Regions from separate parts of the Mus musculus genome. Here region 2 is linked to region 1. The links are chromatin contacts, found by Hi-C or POLR2A ChIA-PET in ENCODE. All regions are on one chromosome and are shown on one strand. The core of a region is the stretch at or near the end of the contact, and the rest is flanking DNA. Distances in the headings are between cores, read along the strand shown. Region 1 holds the start of Card10 (caspase recruitment domain family, member 10). Region 2 holds the start of Cdc42ep1 (CDC42 effector protein (Rho GTPase binding) 1).

Evidence for each region. Hi-C counts contacts between places; a loop is a spot of excess contacts on that map. ChIA-PET counts read pairs that join two places held with the same protein, here RNA polymerase II (POLR2A).
Region 2: POLR2A ChIA-PET joins it to region 1 with 37 read pairs in Patski. The contact joins the promoter of Cdc42ep1 here to the promoter of Card10 in region 1. A Hi-C loop is called at or near these places in 8 of 37 maps with a recorded cell type or tissue (gastrocnemius, heart and mouse trophoblast stem cell). POLR2A ChIA-PET finds 5 or more read pairs at or near these places in 2 of 5 experiments (Patski and embryonic stem cell).

Annotation. Positions count from the first base shown.
Region 1 is chr15:78,801,591-78,804,785 of GRCm38, reverse strand. Card10 (caspase recruitment domain family, member 10) reads left to right here and starts at 1,744. Exons shown (of 21, transcript NM_130859.2): 1 at 1,744-1,931; 2 at 2,154-2,405; 3 at 3,016-3,153. The coding sequence starts at 1,802.
Region 2 is chr15:78,841,174-78,844,267 of GRCm38, reverse strand. Cdc42ep1 (CDC42 effector protein (Rho GTPase binding) 1) reads right to left here and starts at 1,621. Exons shown (of 3, transcript NM_027219.3): 1 at 1,543-1,621.

The DNA.
Region 1 (3,195 bases), core at 495-2,994:
GACTCTGTGACACCACGCCCCCCCCCCCCCCCCCCAAAGTCTGTTAGCTTACAAGCTAATTCCTAGTTTCAGTGCCAGATTCCTGGCCCTGGTTTTGCCTCTGATGAGAGAATAATTAACTAAAGACTCATTTTCCAGGGTTTCCTTCCCATTATCCCGGCCAAGAAAAAATATTCACAGGGCTGCGGTAGGGTGGAGCGGCTCTTTGAGGGAGGAGCTGCTCCCTGTGAGAGCCAGAGTCAGGGTATCAGGGTCAGCAGAGGAGAGGCGATCCTTGGGAGGGAGCCTAGTGTGAACCGAGCCTGGGGAGGGGAGAGAGGCCAGGGCGGATCCAGTGTGTGGCAAGTTCTTGCTCTCTCTGGGCCCCTGCTTCCTCCTTTGTAAAGGGATAGGTTTGCATTAGAATTCAGTCCTTTCTACAGAGCTGCTTCTGCAGGTGAACTGGTGATACTCCAAACAAAACCAAGTCAGCAAAAGTCTGTGGTTCTTCAAGGCTGGGAAAGGAACTAGGTTATGTAGGTAAACTAGTTTCTTTACTGCAGGGGCTGTTCAGGGGTTGTGGTCAACCTTGTTTCCTTGGGTGAGTGATGCATCTAATTCGGAAAGTATGGGTGGCTTTGGGGACCTACACATCTTTCCAGATCCTCTGTGTCCTCTTAACCCTGTTCTCGCCACCCCGAGGGCACTTTCCAGTGCCCAGAGAGCTTCTAGCATGTGACTACAGGACCTTATTGTGGGAGTATTAGTCTCCAAGGCAGAAGGGAGTTTTGACGCTGCCTTTTCAAATGTAATTGATTTTAACCACACTCCCTCCCACCCCGCAGGAACGGCCATTTAGAAATGCAAGCATCCTGGTCCCCGTGTGCCATCAACTTGACTCAGGAATGAAAGTGCAGTCAGTCTGGACACTTGCAGGGACTGACTCCCTTCTTTGGAAAGGTGCCCATGACCCCTCCCCTCTGCTGCCCACACAGGCTGTCCTGGGCTTGGTGAAAGATGTGAGCTCTTGGCAGCGTGTTCGGGAACACTGAGACTGTGGAGGGGCAATTGTCCAGGTCACCGGCAGATAAGAGGCCTAGCTGGGAACAGGATGCAAATGAATGCAAAGCTGAGACACACACAGAGAGAGACTCACAGCTGACCGGGGCTTTCAAGTGCCTAGGCACAGGGTGTTTGTGGGAGGGAGAGGCACGTGAGTAGTCTGTCTCCGGTCGAAGTCCTGCTCAACACTTGTAAGGCCATTATCCCAGAACATGGACACGTGTGAAAGTTCTGCTAGCTTCTGAGGCCCTGTCCCACACTTTGCAGATATTTCCTGAAAGACAGATATGTATTATGTGACTTTCAGCAGAGTGAATATACCTACCATGCGAGTTTAAGTGGGAATGATGGGGCTCTGTATATGAGGTCCGAGCCCAGAGCTCGCTAAGTTGGTGTGACCTGTTGACTTCAGGGCGTGTGTGGCTAGTGGAGCGGACACTTGTCGCGTTCAGGGTTCCGGGTGGCCAGCTGCACCGGGAGTCGGGCTTGTAGAGGGTGCAGGCTGGTGTTGTGCTCATGGTGGGGGACAAGGTGAGCAGCAGCGGCGGCAGTGGCCCTGGCGGTGGCGCGCGGGGTGTGGGCGCGCGCGTGGCGGCTCCGCCCCGTCGGGGGCCGGGCAGGTGTGGGAGGGCCGTGCGGACCCCGCCAGGACTGGCCCGGAGAGCCGGCGGGAAACAGGAAGCGGGGGTGGGGGGTGGGGAGGCGCGGCTGGCCCGCAGAGCGGCCGGGAGGACGACCGGAGCGCAGCGGGTCGCGGGCAATGTTGGGTGGCCCGGGAGGCCGCCGGGCTGGGGGCGGAGCCAATGACCCCGAAGGCACCGCCCCGTCGCGCCTCCGGAGCCGTCGGCCGAGCACAGAGCCGGGAGCTCAGGGCAGCTGCAGCGCCCGTGGTGAGTGCGGGGAGGACACGGGCGGGACAGCAGCGTGGGGACGTGAAAGGACGCCGACGGGACGCCCGGGAGGACGCGGGCGTGACCTCTCGGGGACCCGGGAGGGTGCAGGCAGAGCAGCTTGGGATCCCGGGAAGACGGAGCCCGACAGCGCCGGGACCCGCGGGCGACGCCCAGGTGCGGTGACCGCGGCTCCGTGCCCACCGTGCTTGTCGCCCGCAGGCTCGGAGGACGCGGCCATGCAGGGCCGGGCGGACGCGGGCGAGGCTGACGAGGAGGCTGGGGCGGGTTCGGGGTCGGAGGCCGAAGAGGACGCGCTGTGGGAGCGGATCGAGGGCGTCCGGCACCGACTGACGCGCGCCCTGAATCCGGCCAAGCTCACGCCGTATCTGCGCCAGTGCCGCGTCCTGGACGAACAGGACGAGGAGGAGGTGCTCAGCACCTACCGTTTCCCGTGCCGCGCTAACCGTACCGGTGAGCCCGCCGCCAGGGGTTTCCTCTCCCTTCCTAGGCCCGCTCCAGAGCAGACAGCTGGATGTGGTTGCCGGTGCCGATGGCGACCCCTGTGGGATCTTTACTGTGCTCTTTGACCTCTCTGGTTCTCTCTGTCCCATTTGTGTATCCCTTAAAGAATCAGTTTTTCTCAAGAGCTCAAATCCGGGCTCAGTTCTCCGAGGCTCCTCTCCCACTGGGCGTCTTTGTACCAGGACTGTCAGAGGGACTAAAAGTATCAGGGAACTTAAGTCAATGAGAGCATTTTGCCTGGGAAACGCAGGCATCCGATGCCCCCGGGCATGCGTAACGTGTGTGTGTGTGTGTGTGTGTGTGTGTGTGTGTGTGTGTGTGTGTGTGTGTGTGTGTAGGGGTTGCTGGGGACCTGCTCCAGTGCAGGTGCTCTGGGGAGGGTCTGGTGTTCCTAGCCAGGGCAGACTGAGCTTTGCTCCCTGATGTGTTGGGACAGGCCCCGGTGTGTGTCACAGCCCAAAAATCTGGGGAACGTAGGCCCTGGAGCATTGTCGGGGTGGAGAGCAGGGGCACTGGGGGAAGACCTCATCCTGACCCCTGTCACAACCTTTACCCTCAGGGCGCCTCATAGACATTTTACGCTGCCGGGGCAAGAGGGGCTTCGAGGCCTTCCTGGAAGCCCTGGAATTCTACTACCCAGAACACTTCACGCTGCTCACTGGCCAGGAACCTGCCCAACGCTGCTCCATGATCCTTGGTGAGCAATCTCAGTGGGTGCCCCATCCTTGCCACCAGAGCA
Region 2 (3,094 bases), core at 372-2,871, 40 kb before region 1:
TCGCCCCTGTAAAGGTTCCCGGCTCCCATTTTACATGGGGGTTGGGGGAAGAGACCCAGATCACAGAACAAAAACAGCGTGAACCCTGGAGCTGACATTTTACCAACACTGGCAGAATGGCCTTGCCCTCTGAGAGAAGGTGGTAGCTAAGGAGAAGCTAGCATGAGAGGAACGGGACTCAGGCTCTGCACTTCGGCATCCGGGACCAGGGCATGAGTGGCCACAGTGAGGCTTAGTACCCCCACAGAACTCTTATATTTACTGTGCAATGGTCTGGGCACGTGGCCAGGGCTCCCTCAGTAGTAATGACCACAGGGACAAGTTTTGGGGCATTGGCCGGCTCCACTCACTCAGAGGCCAACGGGGTGGATGTGGAGGCAAGGAAGTGGGGTAAGAGAAGCCACTCCGATGGTGGGGAAAGAGAGGGAGCAGAGCAGAAGAGCAGAAGCGCTGCTCCTTGGAGTACCCAGACACACCCTCAGGCAGGTGTGCAGAGCCCCACCTCCCGGACAGCCTGCTGGGGGCGCCGGAGGGGAAGTGTGGGTACAGTGGCTCTTTGATAGATAGCAACACTGAAACCGCGGGATTTTGTTGCTTCCTATTTTCCCCAATTTGTGACATTTGAGATTAGAAGTCCTCCAGGGACATCCCCTCAAAGTCCAGCACTTTGGGGTGGAAGACAGGGAAACTAAGACAAACTGCCCAGAGTCACTGTCCCAGATCAGACTTCTCTGAACTTCGTTGAGCCGGTAGGACAGAAGGGAACCACTGGAAAGTGGGAGGAAAGACGTGTGTGTTGTTGAAAAGGTCTTGCTATATATCTCCCAGGCTGACCTCGAAATTGTGACCGTCCTGCCTCAGTTTCCCAAGTGGTGGCGGTATTAAATTGTGTGTGACACTACCGACTAAGACGTCTTCTTGCCCCAGCACCCCAAGTTAAAGCTAGGCAGTCCCCCCCTCCACCGCTGTGCTCTCTCAGCCTCAGTTTCCCAGTGTAGAAAAACGGCCTTCAAACTTGGCGAGTTGGGACAAGGGCACAATCAGTTGGGATGGGAAGTCCAGGAAAAACTTCAACCAGGAAACATTCCCTTCTGGGAACCTCATAAGAGAGACTTTGGGAGAGTCTCTCGCTCCCGTCCGGCGCGGGCAGAGGGCAGCGGCTGCCGTGGCCAGAAGGGAACCGGACGGGATGACCTCATCCGCTGCTCCAGCCTGGAATGCAGCTGGGGAGGGGGCAGGGTGCCCTGTCCCCATCGTCCGTCCCCCCCACCCCCCAGCTTCCCGCTCCCGCGCTGGCGTCGCCGAGAGGCCCTGGGGTCCCTTCCCTTCCGCTGCCCGCGCAGGAACGCGGCAGACGGCCCTGGGCACCTCTGCTCGCGTCCCAGTATACTGCGTTACCCTTCGGTTTTGGTGCCCTGAGCCGTCCCGCAACGTGACAAAACCACCCGAGAAGTCTGAACTTTCCAGCCTCCTACGGATTGGCCCCGCGCACCCTCCGCGCCCAGGACTGTACGCACTCCCCCGGCCCGCGCCCACGATTACCTCGTGTCGTCGAGCCCGGGGGGTCCAGGGGCGGGCGCGGCGGCGGCGCGTCCCAGCGCTACCCGAGAGTCGCTGGGCCGGTCTGCGCCGCCCTGGCCGCGGGCTCGGCCGCCAGATCCCGGGGCGGGGGCGGGCTGCGGGCTCCCTCCGCCCCTGCTCCGCCCGCGGCGGCCGCGCCCCCTCCCGGGCTGGCTGGCCACGCCGCGAGCGCTGCAGTGGCGCGGCAGGGATGCCAAGCCAGGCCAGGCCCCTGCCCACCACCCCTAGGCGGGGCGACCTCGGGAATGTTCGCTCTGTCTTGAGCCCGGACTGCCTGGAGGAGGCCACTGGGACTCTTTGCTGCCCACTGCTCCTTAGATGACCTCGGGGAGTCCAGGATTGACAGCCCTGTCCTGGGCCTCCAGCCTTTCCTTGCTGGGGCGGGAGGAACTGACCAGAAGACTCGCTGGAATTTTTTTCTTTCTTTCTTTCTTTCTTTCTTTCTTTCTTTCTTTCTTTCTTTCTTTCTTTCTTTCTTTCTTTTTTTTTTAAATGTGGGGCATTCACTCTTTCCCATTTTCTCCATTCCCCATTCCTGGCAACCCAATACAAGCCCCGTCGGGTGCCAGCAGAATATTTAGCTGCTCTGGGGAAGAGGCCTTTACAGCTGACCACTATGTAGAGGGGTGTAGGGTAACCTGTGATAATCTCATGGACCCTTAAGCTGGGATGGCCCTTGTTCCTCCTTGCCTTTCAAGTGTCTCAGTTTCCCCATGGGGCCGGAGACAGGGCTCAGCAGTTAAGAGTGCTTTATGCTCTTCCAGAGGATGGAAGTTCTGTTCCCAGAAACACACACACACACACACACACACACACACACACACACACACATACCCCTACTATAGTGGAGTTATCAAAGCAGACATCAGATATTACATTATCTTCTGTTCTCCGCTCTAACAACTAAGAGAGTTGCTGAACAGGTAAATGAGGTCACACCTTAGAAACCTTTAGTGAGGCCCCCACTACTTCAAAGAAGGCACAAAGCCAGCCATGCTCAAGAAGACAGATCCTAGGCCCCTCCATCCGTGTACCCTCTGATTTTTCTGTGACGACAGACAGACAGGAATCCTGGGGGCTGTGTGTGGCAGTACATGTCCCTAAGGTAGTCTGGGAGTGGGGTATTGAGCAAGGTTCCCTAAAGGAGCAGGAAGCCAGGTTAAGTTTTAAATAGAGATGCAGAGGGCCTAGGAAGTTCACACTGGACAGACTGTGGGCAAAGGCTTTGAGCTCAGAGGCAGGGATGGAGCTGGGCGGTACTGTCCCTGCAGGGGTGAGGAGCCCTAAGGACCGAGGGGGACAGGACAGGACAAGCTCTTACTCCTCCCTCACAGAATGCTGTGCTTCAGGGTTGGCACTCTAAACCCTCACGCTAGCCGACAGGGGGTGGATCATTTTTTCCCAGATGGACAGATGGAGAAACTGAGGCCCAGAGAACACCAGTGGCAGGCAGAGAAGACTGAGATACAGCAGTTCCAGATCTTTCCCCCCAGGGCCACCCAGGGAAATTGGG